Linked DNA regions of Mus musculus: all the other regions are linked to region 1. Evidence: chromatin loops called from intact Hi-C (ENCODE). Cell type or tissue: heart. All regions are shown on one strand.

The links. Hi-C counts contacts between places; a loop is a spot of excess contacts. Peaks named below come from ENCODE experiments on the same cell type or tissue, not always from the same donor. Only the 100,000 strongest peaks of a DNase experiment are listed, where the experiment ranks them.
Region 2: a loop joins it to region 1, with 9 times the contacts of the local background. A loop is called at or near these places in 41 of 42 quality-filtered maps.
Region 3: it touches region 1 in a loop (4-fold over the local background); 15 of 42 quality-filtered maps call a loop at or near these places.

The regions. Positions count from the first base shown.
Region 1 is chr13:48,637,361-48,642,360 of GRCm38, forward strand. No RefSeq gene overlaps it. Among named protein-coding and RNA genes, the nearest start is that of Ptpdc1, 14 kb to the left of the region's middle. In heart, no CTCF peak of the experiment used is centred here; a DNase peak (open chromatin) is centred at 2,431.
Region 2 is chr13:48,526,772-48,531,771 of GRCm38, forward strand. No RefSeq gene overlaps it. Among named protein-coding and RNA genes, the nearest start is that of Mirlet7d, 6.8 kb to the right of the region's middle. In heart, a CTCF peak has its summit at 1,928 (motif pointing right); DNase peaks (open chromatin) are centred at 1,920 and 4,150.
Region 3 is chr13:48,569,358-48,574,357 of GRCm38, forward strand. Gm25232 (a small nucleolar RNA gene) reads right to left here and starts at 3,027; the gene lies at 2,896-3,027. In heart, a CTCF peak has its summit at 3,015 (motif pointing left); DNase peaks (open chromatin) are centred at 2,174, 2,924 and 4,694; H3K27ac peaks cover 791 bases.

The DNA.
Region 1 (5,000 bases):
TATGCTCATGTTCACATCCTATATAATCCTTGGGACTATGAACTTGACAGAATTCACTACCATTTCTAGAGCAGTAATTGCAATATGTCAAAATTAATGTTAAGAAAGAGAATTTAGAGGTAAAGAGATGTTAAGGACACTGGCTACTCTTGCAGAGGACCTAGATTTGATTCCCAGCACCCATGAAGTGGCTCACAGCCACCTGTAACTACTGATCCAGGAGAACTGACACCCTTTTCTGATCTCCATGGGGACTGGGCATATAAGTGCCAAACAGACATACATGCAGGCAAAACATTCATGCAATAAAAATAAAGAGGTAATTTTTTAAAAAGAAGAAGAAAGAGAAAGAGATTAATCAGGATGAGCCTGGCCTAATCAAAGGAAACTTTCAAAGGTAGAGAGATCTCTGACTGGTAGTGGTTGCAAGGATCAGAAGTTCAAAGACCAAAGTGAGAATCTCTCACTGGATTTGCCTTGCAAATGAAGGGAGCCTTGAAAAGCTGAGAACAATACTTGGCTAAAGCCCAGCAAAAGGCCAGGACCTCTGTCCTGCAGCTGGAAGGAACTGAATTCTTACCATCCAGAATGAGTTTGGCCCTTCCCCAGAGCCTTCAGGTGGAAACTGTCTCGAACATTTGGTTCCCCTAAGCCAGACCTTGAGTGAAGAACTGTGAGATTGTAGACGATTGTTTTAAGCCTTCAAATTTGAAATAATTGATGCAGCAACAGATTGATACAGCAACAGAAAAGAGATTTCTGTTTGGGGGGGGGGTTGTTTTGGTTATTTTGTTTGTTTGTTTGTTTGTTGTTTTTGTTTTTCGAGACAGGGTTTCTCTGTGTAGCTAGCTGTCCTGGAACTCACTTTGTAGACCAGGCCGGCCTCCAACTCAGAAATCTGCCTGCCTCTGCCTCCCTAGTGCTGGGATTAAAGGCGTGCACTACCACCGCCCAGCTGAGATTTCTCTATCATTTCTTAGGCTCCTAAATGTACTGAGGCCCCTGCTCAAGTGCCTGTCTTCAGCGTGTGTAGGGTCAGTGCCCATATAGACAGTGATTGCAGAATGGTTTCTGAAGCCCAGAGGACACATAAAGGTTATAGCACTTGGGTTGATCAAGTCTATAGAACTCATATCTCCCCTCCTTTACTTGGTCTGTTGCATAGCCCTCAGAAGGGTGGTGTGGTTGGCCTTTGCTTTCTGGGGCTAGACTTACTTTTGTTACTGAAAAATCGATACTATGTCACTATGCACTTTCTGGGCTTCTTGACTGCTGTTACCAGTTGCCACAATGCAAGATTTTATCAGTCTCCCTGGAGGAGGGAGAACCAGTCATCCAGGAGCTGCTCACATTGGCTCAGCTGGTTAAGGTATTTGAGAAAGGATTTCTCTGTGTAGCCCTGGCTGTCCTGGAAGTTACTCTGTAGTCCAGGCTGGCCTTGAACTCAGAAATCTGCCTGTCTCAGCTTTTGAGTACTGGGATTAAAGATATGTGCCACCAGGCTTGGCATTAAGTTGATTTTTAGAAAAATTACTCTTAATTATATGTTACTGAGTTAGAGAACAACTTGTGGGTGTCAGTTCTCCATCTCCTCTACATGGGATCTGATGTTTGAACTCAGCTCTGGCTTGGGAGCAAGCACTCCTACCAGCTGAACCCACATGGTAGCTCACTACTGTCTGAAACTCTGAAACTCTAGTTCCAGGGGTATGGCTCTCCCTTCTGACCTCCAGAGTGTCAGGCATGCAAGTTGTGTACAGACACATGTAGGTAATACATCCATATACATAAAATAAAATTATTTTTCAATAAAAAAGAAATTTCTGAAGTACAAAATCACATGGTAGCACACACATTTGATCCCAGCATTTGGGAGGCAGATGCAAGTGAATCTTTGTGAGTTCGAGGCCAGCCTGGTGTACATAGTTCCAGAACAGCCAGAGTTACATAGAAAGTCTAACACACACATATAATATTAATATATAAATAATATTTTATATATTTTATAAAATACATTTATATGTTATATAATTCTATATAATATAGTCTACATAAATACATTATATATAATACGTTATATATAACATGTTTAATATATACACACACACATACATATGTATGTTATCTGAGGACTAAGTGTTCTGGTGGTGTGTGCTATGGGAGCAAACCTATTCCAAGGGGATAAGATTTTCTAAGGAAATGTATTTTAGGTGATGAGGTAAATAAATGTGAGCTAGAAAGGAGATGGAGGGAGGAAAAAGTGAGAAAGATCCCAGGCCAAAGGAGTAACAACATGAATGTAAAATAATTCTTAAGAACTTGAGAAGTTCAAGGCTGAGTTCCTAAAGGAAGAATGCTCTATCTAAACAAGAGTGGTAAGATTGGGCCAACTGGATTCTTGTCTGAGAATAGCACCACCTTGTGGCTCACAGCTGTCACTGCACATATTGCACCAACAGGTCTTAGACTCCATCTCTGCTATTTGGAGTATTCATCAAACAGCCTCCAACTTTTACTGAGTATCATTGATCATCTGCCTCTCTTTATGCACCCATTTTTGAATAGCATGGGTAAAAATGTGTACTTTACTTCTTTTTTTCTAACTAGATTAACTCAGTTAATAAGCTTATTTGGTTTCATTTAAAAGGAAACACATTTTCATATTTAACCTTGTAAATCTCCCAATTCTCTCTTTTATGAAATCATAGTTGCTTGTAGCATTATTAGCTCTTCTAAAGCGAGCCTGGTAAGTATGTACTTAAAAATATTCCTTGCGAGTCTAGAGAGATGGCTCAGTGCGTAAGTGCACTGGCTGCTCTTCCAGAGGACCTGGGTTCAATTCCCAGCACCCACATAGCTGCTCACAGCTCTGTGACTCCTGTTCCAAGGGACCCAACACTCTCACACAGACATACATGCCGTCAAATCACCAATGCACATAGAATAAAATAGTATTCCTCGCTTACCCTTTAATGAGCAAAAGCTGGTTTTGTTCAAGTCATCAACTCCCCATTCATATCTTTGAGAAGCTAGTAAAAATGCAAACTAGACTAAGGAGTTTAACTAACCTGATCATGTTCAACCTTCAAATCATAGAGAGATGATCCAAGAGATCATTACGAGAGACTAACATCCAAGGGAAAGGAAAGAGCCAACTTCTTTTCTATCCTTGATGTCAAATTATATGTCAACATATTTGTAGCTATAATAAAGAAGTAATCGGTGAAGATACGAGTGAGTACTTCTGGGCATAGACAGGAGCCCAAAGTGTCAAGACAAGACCCTGGACCCCTTGAACGTTCTCAATCCCCACACAGAGCAGTAAAGAATGTAAGTTATTATTTAAAGCCTGAAAATCTCTTGGCAGCTCAAGTTTTTATTCTTCATTCATATGTATGAGAGTGAAATTGCAGGTTTAAAGTTGCATTATCCTACAGGCTAACAGCGAGACTTTATTTCTGGTGAGGACCAGAACCAGAAAGAATGGGCCCATGAGACAAGATTTTAAGTTGAATGTGGGGGGCAATTCCCTAACAAGTGACATTGGACATAATACTGGAAACGTGTTCATCTGTGAAAAGTATTCTTGGGCTATAGTGTCCTTAGGAGTGATCTTTATCTTAGGAGTTTTAGAGCATGATTGAATGCAAAACGAAGGTTTAAATGACATATGGTAATCCTTAAACTATAATTTAGACTTTGCAATTTCTCATTTGGTTGGAAGAGTATGAAATTTAAAAAACCTATAGATACAGTTGGGCGTGGTGGCACACGCCTTTAATCCCAGCACTCAGGAGGCAGAGGCAGGTGGATTTCTGAGTTCGAGGCCAGCCTGGTCTACAAAGTGAGTTCCAGGACAGCCAGGGCTACACAGAGAAACCCTGTCTCGAAAAACCAAAACCGAAACAAAAACAAAAACCCTATAGATACAAAGTATCTTCTGATTTTTACAATTTTTAATTTTTAAAATGTGCATGTAAGCATATATGTGTGTGCACATTATGTGGAGGTCGGAGGTCAAGACTGGGTGTCTTCTTCAATCACTTTTCATCTTTTTGGTCTTTACTTTTGAGGCTGTCCCTCACTGACCCAGCAAGGCTGGCTAGCCAGGCAGCTCCAGGTTCTGCCCGGCTCCTCCTCCTCCTCCGCAGTGTTGAGATTACAGATTCTTCTGACACGTGTTCCGGGGATCTGGACTCGGGTCTTCATGCTTCGGTGGTAACTACTTTGCTGATTTAACCGTCTCCAACCCTTGGATGCAAAATATGTTTCATACTATCAATAAGTCGACGATCTCAGTATTAATAATAACAATAGCTTTATTTTTATCCATCTAAGATCTCCAGTGCTTTAGGAATCTCTAAGTCTGTGGGATACTTTTCTACTTATCCCAAAGGAACCTCCCAGGGCCGAGACTGTGACCTGGTGTAACATTCTAGCACTCAGTTCTTGACCTGCAGAGTGCTTCTCCTGAGTACATTCACCACCCGAGTCGCTCCCTCAGCCTCAGTGAGAAGCTGTGAGTCATCCCCCATCCTTTCCCCTCTGCCTCCTGGCCACCTGGCTTGCAGATTGGACCTCTTCAGAACCCTTGGATTAACATGGTCTTCCACACTTTCGTTACAGTAAAAAAACTGTTCCCCAGTTTTGTGCCAGACCCCCATGAGGTCACTGCACCAGCCTGCCTGAGCCCTCTGCCTAGCCTTGACTGCTTTGGTCTGTTTAACACACAAACTCTCTAAATATACTGCTGACCATGCCACTCCCTCTACAAATGTTTTAACTTTTCCCCCACACTTATCACAAGTCTAAACTCCTGAGGGTGGTCTCAAGGGGCTTCGTGATCTTGCTCCTGACTCCTCTTCCCATCTTCACCTCACCCAGTCTTTATACCTAGCTGTGTAAACTTTGGCCTCTGTCAGAGAAACCAAGGCCTCTCTGGCCTTTGCCTGGCTCCTCTTTTGTCTAGAATGTATCCCTTTCCTTTCTACGTTCTTATA
Region 2 (5,000 bases), 110 kb before region 1:
AGGGGGGAAAGGAGGGGAAAAGGCAGGGAAGGAGGGAGAAAGGGTGAAGGAGGGGGGAAGGGGGGAAGGGGGGAAGGGGGAAGGAAGGAGAAAGGGGGGAAGGAAGGGGGAAAAGGAAGGGGGGAAAGAGAAGGGGGAAAGAGAAGGGGGAGAGAGAGAAGGGGGAGAGAAAGAAGGGGGAGAGAGAGAAGGGGGAGAGAGAGAAGGGGGATGAGAGAGAGAAGGGGGAGAGAGAGAAGGGGGAGAGAAAGAAGGGGAAGAGAGAGAAGGGGGAGAGGGAGAGAGAAGGGGGAGAGAGAGAGAAGGGGGAGAGAGAGAAGGGGGAAAGAAAGAGAAAAGGGGAAAGAGAGAGTGAAGGGGGAGAGGGAAGGGGGGAGAGAAGGGGAGAGAGAAAGGGGAAAGAGAAGAGGGAAAAAGAAGGGGGAAAAGGGGGGAAGGGGTAAGGGGAAAAGAGGAGGAAAGGGAGAAAAGAGGAGGAAAGGGAGAAAAAGAGGGGGAAAGGGCGAAAGGGGGGAAACAGGGGGAAAGGGGGGAAAAGGAAAGGGGGAAAGGGAAAAGGGGGAAGGGGGAGGGGGAAGGGGAAAGGAAAGGGAAAGGGGAGGGGAGAGGAGGGGAAGGGAAGGGAGAGGAGGGGAAGGGAGAAGAGGGGAGGGGAAGGGGAGGGGAGGGGAGGGGAGGGGAGGGGAGGGGAGGGGAGGGGAGGGAAGGGAAGTGGGGAGTAAGAGAGGGAGGGAGATAGGCACAGTGTAAGCAAAACAACTAATTAGTGTTTGCCAGAGATAGGAAGGGGAACGCTGAGAGTCACAGGGAATTTCTGAAAGTGATGGAAATGGTATGATTGTGGTGGTGGTTTCATAACTGTGTACATTTGGCAAAATTAATCAAACTGTACACTTACAAAATTTGTTGTATGCAGATTATATCTAAATAAAGCTGATTTTTTAAATTAAAAAAATTATTGATGCACCTATCCTTGGGCCCAACAAATCCATTTATGAAACTATTTTATGAGATGGAGAAAAAGATCAGTGGGTAAGAGCACTTGCTGCACAAATATGGGGACCTGAGTTCAAATCCACAGCATCTGGGTAAAATATCTGGATAGGGCTACACTTGCAGAGTATACCCTAGCAGAGACTGGGGGGCTTGCTGGCTAGCAACATAGTTCCGATTTCACTGAGAAACCAAGTTTTAAAGAAATAAGATGATCTGGACAGATGGCTCAGCAGTTGAGAGCACTGACTGCTCTTCCAAAGGTCCTGAGTTCAAATTCCAGCAACCACATGGTAGCTCACAACTATCTGTAATGAGATCTGATGCCCTCTTCTGGTGTGTGTCTGAAGACAGCTACAGTGTACTTAGATATAGTAATAAATAAATCTTTTTTAAAAAAAGAAAAGTAAGACAAAGAGTGATAGAATGGGACACTGAGCTTCTGTGGCCTCCATGAGCGAATTCACAGGCACATATACACACGTGTATGAGCGCGCACGCGCGCGCACGCACACATACACACACACACTACTATTGTACAAATAGATCTCCCCATGTAAAGACGACATTCCCTGGCTTCTCACAGCTCTGCTTGTGAGTCTTCACTAACAGGAAGCTCAGCAGTTAGGGATGGGCTGCAAGAGAGACTTGTCACATGGTGGTATTTATTAGCAAAAACAAAGAAATATTTTAGGTGATGAGCATGGGCTAGGTGAGGGTGTTTGTGGCCTCCCTGGAATGGGGTTCCCTGAGGGCATGCATATCTTTTGTCCTCTTAGCTAACGCCTCCTCATTCCTACAGCCTTCTCACTTGCAAGCTTCACAGCACTGCAGATACTTTTGTTCCTGAGGATTTGCACAAGAAGGAAGTTTCCCAGCGGGCTGAGGACCAGGCAGTTGCAGTGGCTCATGGATGCTATTTAACTAAATAACCACCAGATGGCAGCATGGCTCTGTTCTCTGAAAGTCCAATCTGCGACTACATCTGTCCAATGAGGAAGCCATTAGCCACATAAAGGGCCATTGAGCACTTGAAATGGGACTATTTCTAATTAAGGTTGTTTTCCACATAAAACGCACATGGTATTTTGAAAACCGAGTATTAAAAAGGAGCTTAATACGTCTAATTAGTGCTTAGTATTGATTATATGTGGAAATTAATGTTGTATATACGCAGTTAAAATTATTTTCACCTGCTTTCTTTGTACTCTTTACAAAAGTAAAAATGCAATTACCAGGAAATTTAATTTACACATGTGGCTCACATTATTATATTTCTAGTAGACAGTGTTTCACAAGACCTTTCATAAACCCTCACAGCAGTATCAGCATGGAGCCCAAAAGGCAATATTCCTTGTCTCTTTCAAAATGGCAGACTTGTGAATGTCATAGAACTCCTTCATGACCACAGCAGAGCCAGCCCAAAGGAGGAGGTCACACCAAGGCCCTCGAAAGCAACAGGAAGACTCTGGCTGTCTTGGCTATTCCTTCTTTCTGCTAGGTGCAAGAGGTGGCTCCTATGAGAAGCTGCCAGTGCCAGCTGCCATGGGCCTTCCCCTGTTTCTCTCACTGGTCCTCCAGTGTAATTACAGTGAGGATAGAGAACAGGATGAAGTGTCACACGCCTTTAATCCCAGCACTTGGGAGGCAAATGCAGTCAAATCTCTATGAGTTTGAAGCTAGCCCGGTCTACATAATGAGTTCAAGGACAACCAAAGCTACACCGTGAGACCCTGTCTTTGAAAATAAAAATAAAAAAGAAAGAAAGAAAAAAGTGAAAGAAGGAACCACCCATGAAGAGTAGGCTAGTACTAGAAGTCACATGACAACCTATGCATCTTGTTTCTTACTCTTTCTCTCACTGCCCTCCGCATTGAGATCTTACAGGAGTAAAAAAAAAAAAAAAGTTTCTCCAATTCCATAGGAGATTGGAACCAGTGGCCATATGCTCTATGTCTGATTGGCAAGAGGTTAGTGGTCCAGGGATAGGACATGAAGAACACTGAATGGACTAGCTCAAGGCCAGCTATGATCCAGATGAGCAAGCTCAAGGCTCCCAAAATAGATTTAAGAGCTACTAGGCAATACTGGTCCATGACAGATTGGCCAGATTTAAAGCATTTCAAGACTTCCTCTCCAGGAGAGCATGTGCTAAGTGTTGTTGCCCATTACCCTGACAAACTTTTCAACTTTCTGAGTATTTAACCCTAAAATATGTACATACATACATGTGTGTATGCATGTATAACATTTGTGTGTCTCATTTCTGTAAGACAAGATCTTACTATGTATGTCACCCAGACCAAGCTAGTCTCAAATTTAAAATTCTCCTGCCTCAGCCTCTCAAGAACTGGGATCATAGATGTATATTCATTTAGTTAGGTATTTTACATTAGATTGCACAGAAAAACAATGGACTCAACTCTTGCAGACAGGGGGCACAATGAATATATACATACATATATACTCTTTAGGGCTAAATATGTATGTTCTTGTATCTAATACTTCTATATAACATTGTATCTTAATACTTTGCTAATATGTACTCTTGTATCTTGTACTTCTACTTCAACTGAATTCTGAGCAAAATGGGCTTCTGAAAAAAGCACTCTGAAGTGGAAACTTAAGAGTTCTTTGGAAAGTCAGGTGGATGATGTTTTCCTGATGCAAGCACATGAAGGAACATGTCATTAATGTAGACACAGGTGTGACAGGCTAAGGCAGACTCCTGAAGGAAGTTTCCCTGAAGCAGACAAAGGAGAGAGGATATTCTGCTAAAGCAAGCACATGAAAGGGAAGAATTCTTTGCTAACTACACCCATGCATTGGTCCACCTTACATTGCATAGTTGAGCTGCATTTGTCAGGACTTCATTGAGAGAAACACACCAAAAAACTTCTGGTGGTGTGTTGCAGTTTCTTGCCACTTTCTGAAAGTGGGCTAATTGGCAGAGTGATGTCAGCTGAGACAACACAGGTGCTGAGGCAAAACCTGTGGAGGACACTCGATGTTTGGAGAGAGGATAAATAGGACTCCATGCAGCAGAGGCTGTGCTTGGCTTGCTTACAGAGCTAGCTGTGCAATGCTTGTGAGCCTAGTGTCTTCACTGATCATCACTTCCCTAAGAGAGGCACAGCCCAGAACTTCTCCTGGCTTCTCGCCATTGACTTGAGCCAAGGCTGAGGCCTAGCTGTCTCTGCTAGGTAGTGCCACAGCTGCTGAGTGTTTGCTATCCTGACTCTACCAAACTGGACTGCTGGTGTATCCATGAAGTGTTTGTGAGTGAACTGAGATGCTGCTGCTGCTACTAACCTGTAAACTAAACTGCCGATTTCCAGACAACACAGACAGAAGGTGCCCCAAAGAACCTTTCTAAACAGGTCCGCTTCCCTGCCCCCTCCTGTATCCTTTCTTTTCCACTACCTGGGGGGTGGGGGAGAGGGCTAAAAGGGAGGTTAAAGCATTTAAGAACCATCATTAAAAATAAGATTTTTGGGGCTAGAGAGATGGCTCAGTGGTTAAGAGCACTGACTGCTCTTCCAGAGGTCCTGAGTTCAATTCCCAGCAACCACATGGTGGCTCACAACCATCTGTAATGGGATCTGATGCCCTCTTCTGATGTGTGTCTGAAGACAGCTACAGTGTACCCATATAAATAAAAATAGAATTTGAAAACATTAAAGTTTCAGCACACTCCTTCCTAGAAGTGCCAGCTCTGAGGGCAACACAAACATGGGGACAACAGGAGTGGTATAAGCCCCATGTGTGATTTTTCAGATGTGTCACTGTGGGTAGGCTTTGAGTTTCAAAAGCTTACAGCATTCCCAGTTAACCGTATCTCATGGTGGTTGCCTCAAAGTGTCAGCTCTCAGCTAGGGCCCCAGCACCATGCCTGCCTGCTGCCATGATGGTCATGGACTCACCCTTTCTAAGTTGGTTCTTCTTGCTTGGTTACAGTGCTTTGTCACAACAGTAGAAAAGTAAATAAGGCCGACTACTTGTGTGTT
Region 3 (5,000 bases), 68 kb before region 1:
ACAGCCATAGAGCTCATGTATGAGGAAGAGGGGAAGGGGCCAGGAGAGAGAGGGACAGGGCCGTGGAGAAGACAGGCGTGAAGATTGTGGCTATGGAGACAGACACTGGAGCTAATCAGTATTTTAGCAACAAGCCAAACACTGCGGACGCTGGGTGCCAAGGAAGGTGAGAGACTTCTGAAGGGTCCGCAGCCCTTCTAACATGCCGCTCAGACTCACAAAGTGAGCAGATCTTTGAGAGGATGCATTCCTGGTAAGTCACGAGATTTGATGGTTTATAGCAGCCTCTCCAAAGCTCATACAACAGGTCGTTCACGGGTCCTGGGGTTCATGTCCTGGCATCTGGTCTTTTAGATGGTAGGATAAATGGCATTGCCTTTGCAATTTCAAGTTTGGATCCCGCCCTGATGTTTGTAAACGCAGTGAAAAGTCAGGTGTGGTGGCACCTTAGGATTCCTGGGGCTTAGGTAGTTCCAGGCCACCCTGGGCTTTGGAGGGAGATACTCTCTAAAAGTCAGAAGGAGCAAAAAAAAGAGGAAGTAAGAGAGATGGTGAGGAGGAAGAAGGAAGGTGGAAAGACAGCTGCTAAACTCATTTTTAAATTTCTGTTTGTGGGATGTAGATAATTTTCTCATACAACATATCTTTCTAAATTATTTATTTATTTTATTTATTTATCTACTGTTTTTCAAGACAGGGTTTCTCTGTGTAGCCCCATCTGTCCTGAAACTAGAGCTGTAGATCAGACTAGCCTAGAACTCAGAGATCTACTTGCCTCTGTCCCCCCACCCCATCCCAACTGTCCCGACCCCAAGTGCTGAGACTAAAGGTGTGTGCCACCATATTTTGATTACAGTTTCCCCTCCCTCTATTTTAAAAACAAAAAATGTGGGCTGGAGAGATGGCTCAGTGGTTAAGAGCACGGAGTCCTGAGTTCAAATCCCAGCAACCACATGGTGGCTCACAACCATCCATAATGAGATCTGATGCCCTCTGGGGTGTCTGAAGACAGCTACAGTGTACTTACATATAATAAGTAAATAAATCTTTAAAACAAACAAAAAAAAACAAAAATTGTAGTACCTCCTTTGGCATCACCAGATCTCCCATGGGCATTGGCATCACTATTCCATGATGGTTTGTTCATGTCAGGAGGAAAGCCAGGTCCACACAAGTTCTTCTCATAGGAATCCGTAGATTCCTCTCTAACTTTCTCTCGTGTCTTGTTTATGGAAGGAAATGGGTCCTTAATCCTGTAGTTTCCCATTGAGTGGATATCTATACACTGTCTTCAGTACAATTTTCTGTCCCCTGATAAACTTACAGTTAAAGGTGACTCAGGTATAGGACCTACAGGAATTCATAATGTCTTCTGTGCATATGTTTGCGTTTGAATTTGTGCACTGGTTTTGCATGTGTGTGTGCGTGCATACATGTATGGAAGAGCTTGAGTTTATATTAGGTCACTCTGCCCTACTTGTTGAGGCAGGGGCTCCTGGTGAACCCAGAACTTTCTGTTTTTGCTAGCCACACTAACCAGTTTTCTCTGGGGACCTCCTGTCTCTATTCCCTGAAAAGCTGGAATTACAGGTCACACACACACACACACACACACACACACACACACACACACACACCCTAACAATATAATCACTTCTGGCACGAGTTGCTTTCAACAAATCTGGTGGCTATCTCTCTGACTTTGTTTTCCTTGTACATTTTGGCCTTTTAGTTCTGGTTATCTAATTTTTACCCCTTTCCCTTTAAAATCCAGTATTTTAAAACAAATTAAAAAAATCTTTTTCTTGATTCTTTGTGACCTTCACATCATGCACCCTACCTATCTCTCCTGAAGTCCCCCGAATCCACCCACCCCTGTACCTGCTGCAGTAGGTGGGAGACAGGGCTAGCTCTCCTGCTCTCATGACCTTAGGCTAGCTCTCCTGCCTGGAGCACGTGGAGGGGAAAAGGGGGAGAAGGGAAGAGAGTATTTCTCCCTAGTCCACACCACTACAGGGAGACTAGTGGTAGGACCAGCTCTCCCACACCTTTATCCTCCGAGCCTGCTCACCCACAACTTCCGAAATGCTCTGCTCTCCCAAGTACTGCAGCTGGCTAGGGGCTGAGTCATCTTTCAGAATCTCTTGCCTCTAGGCCCAGCTGTCCCCTGAAGCCCAGGTGATGGGTGGGGTCAGTTCTTCACAACTCTCAGACAGCAACTACTTCCTAGTGGCAGCCCAGACCACGGACGCCTGCTTGTCCTTTGGTGGTAACAGATCCATACTGCTGCAGGGTCATGGATCCAGACTTGGACCTCAGGGTCAGCATAGGCCAGGACCCCACCATGGTCCCAAATGACATTGCCAGCTACTCATGTCAGTTGTTCATTACCTTTGAGTATCCAGCTCAGCCTCTCTTCATTGTGTCCACATCCTTCGGTTTCTCTTTCTCTTCCATATCGCCACCTCTTACTTGCTCCTCTTAGTAGCCCCTGAGGTCTCCGAGTGTCTAGGTTTGTTTCAGGAGTGATCTCAGGAGTGTTATGACCTGCTCATTCATTATGGCGCCAGGCAGGAGTCATCTCAAACATGGTCTGCCCCTTCCAGATCTCGGTGTGCCAGACTGGTGGCTATCTCAGGCTCATTCTGATGGACATGTCAGGCCAGCTCTTCCTGCCCACCCAAGTGGCCATCTGTCTTGGGCTCATTCCTCCTGAGGGACCCTTGGTCTCAAATGGGGGTTCTTCTAGTCTCTGGCTTGCTTCCTGCCCTGTGAGTCTTTCCAGGCCTGCCTGGCACTAAAGTGGTGATTGTCTCAGGCTAGCTCCTTGTCTGGGCTCCCTGGTGCCAGACTGGTAATGGTCTCAGGCTCACTTTTTTTTTGGGGGGGGGGGGGATTGTTAGACTACTAATTATTCAGATGTCCATAGATCAGAACATTGAGCATAGACATAACCTTTCTCCTCTCTGCCACCTACTGGCACACATGTGACACAGCCGCCATATCTGCAATGCCTCTAGGGGCAGTAGTAACTTTTCTAGAATATTCCTCATTGTTAGTCAAATAGGTGGAGTGATTAAAAAATGTATATATAGTTTTAAGTTGTATTTCATCAGATAAGAATTTTTTAAAAGTTATCTTGCCTTGTGTGTGTGTGTGTGTGTGTAGGCATGTGCATGCCATGATACACATGTAGGTCAGAGGACCACCTTTTGTGTTCTTGCCTTCCACTGTGGGTTCTAAGGATGGAACTCAGGTTGCTTGGCTTGTTTGTGTAGCCGGTGCTTTTACACAGAGAACTATCTCATTGATCTTTAAGTTCATTTTTTCATGTCTTCCTTTTATCTGAGCAGTTCATTTATGAAATTTGCAAATATTAAATTTTGCTGGGTTCTTATAGCATTCTCACATTATCTATGTTTATTAATTGAAAAAAATACATTCTCGCTACCTACAGAGTTATTCTGTACACCAAACCACTAATTTTTTGATTCTTTTAATAAGTTTATATGGGATGAGAGTATGGATCTCTACTGCTACTTGTCTATTTTAATTGATTTTTTAACTTTTTATTCATGTGTATGGGATGTTTTGCCTGTATGTTTGTCCTTTTAGCACATTCATGCCTAGAACCCACAGAGTCTACGAGAGCATTGGATCCCTAGGAACTATGAAGTGTGGATGGTTGTGAGGTACCATGTGACCGCTAGGGACCCAACCTGGGTCTTCTGCAAGAGCAACGAGTGCTCTTAACAGCTGAGCCACCCTGTTCCTCCCTTCTCACCAACTGAATCGACCTCCAGTATCACCTCCTCTGTAGAAGGCTTTTCTTGGGTTGGTTTTGAAGATTTATAGAGATCCTCTACTGTTATGCACTCCTGAGACTTCATTGTGTGTGTGTGTGTACACATGTATGCACACAGGCACACGTGCACGTGTGTGCATACATGACATGTGATGCTCTGAGGACAATCTCTGGTGTTCTTCTTCAGTCACTGTCCACCTTTTGTCTGAGACAGTCTCTTCTTGGCTTGGAAGTTGCTGATTAGGGCTAACCTGGCTGGCCACTGAGACCCGGGGATCCACCCATCCCTCCCTCCCCAGCCCTGGAATTGAGAGCAGACACCACCATGCTCTGCCTTTTGACATGGGTTCAGGAGAAAGAGTTCAGGCCCTTGTACCTGCATAGCAGGCACTAACTAAGCTATCTCCCAAGCCCCATTCTGAGGACTTTACATTCCTCTCTCTGTAAGGCTCAAACTGTTTCCGGAAGCCTAAGCTAGCATGTGAACTTTGCATTCTCATGAATATACTGGGGGACTCTCCAGCTGCAGTGTGGCATGTGACACTCTTCACAGATCGCACGAAGAGGCAGCTAGCCGTGAGAATCCAGCTGTCTTTTCTTAAATAAGAGACTTGGAAAAATTTTTAAGTCATGCTGTTGTCAGCGTTCCATGGCTGGGAGAAAAATATCTGACAGGATTATTTTAAAGAAAGATTTATGGGACAAAAGGTCCACGGTTCAAAGGCTTCTTCTATCTCTGGGGACTTAGCCTCACTAGCTGGGTCTGTCACAGCACAGTCCCGCAGTGGGAGGAGGGGAGGAAGAGGATCCGTTCACCTTGTATACAGGATGCAGAGACGGAGGAAGCAGAGGGAGTCTACAGTCCCGATTATCTCTTCCAAAGACACGGCCCCAGTTACCTAACTTCTTCCATCAAGCTGCACTGCCAGCCCCCAACAGTGCTGTGTCTGGGGAGGAGGTCTTCTACACATGGGCTGCAGCCATGACCAGTGAGGGTGAGCAGCAGTGGCTAAGGTCGAGCCTGAGCAGCAGCCGGGGAGGCCTGCAGGCATCCAGGTCCTTTCTATACTAGTCTGCCGCCCCAAGCTTTCGCAACAGCTTGGAAGATCTCGGCACTGCCTCTTAGACGCTCGCCCTGGGTTCTGATGAATAGCATCGGGCTTCCCTCTGGACACATTGAGCTTATCAAGGGTGC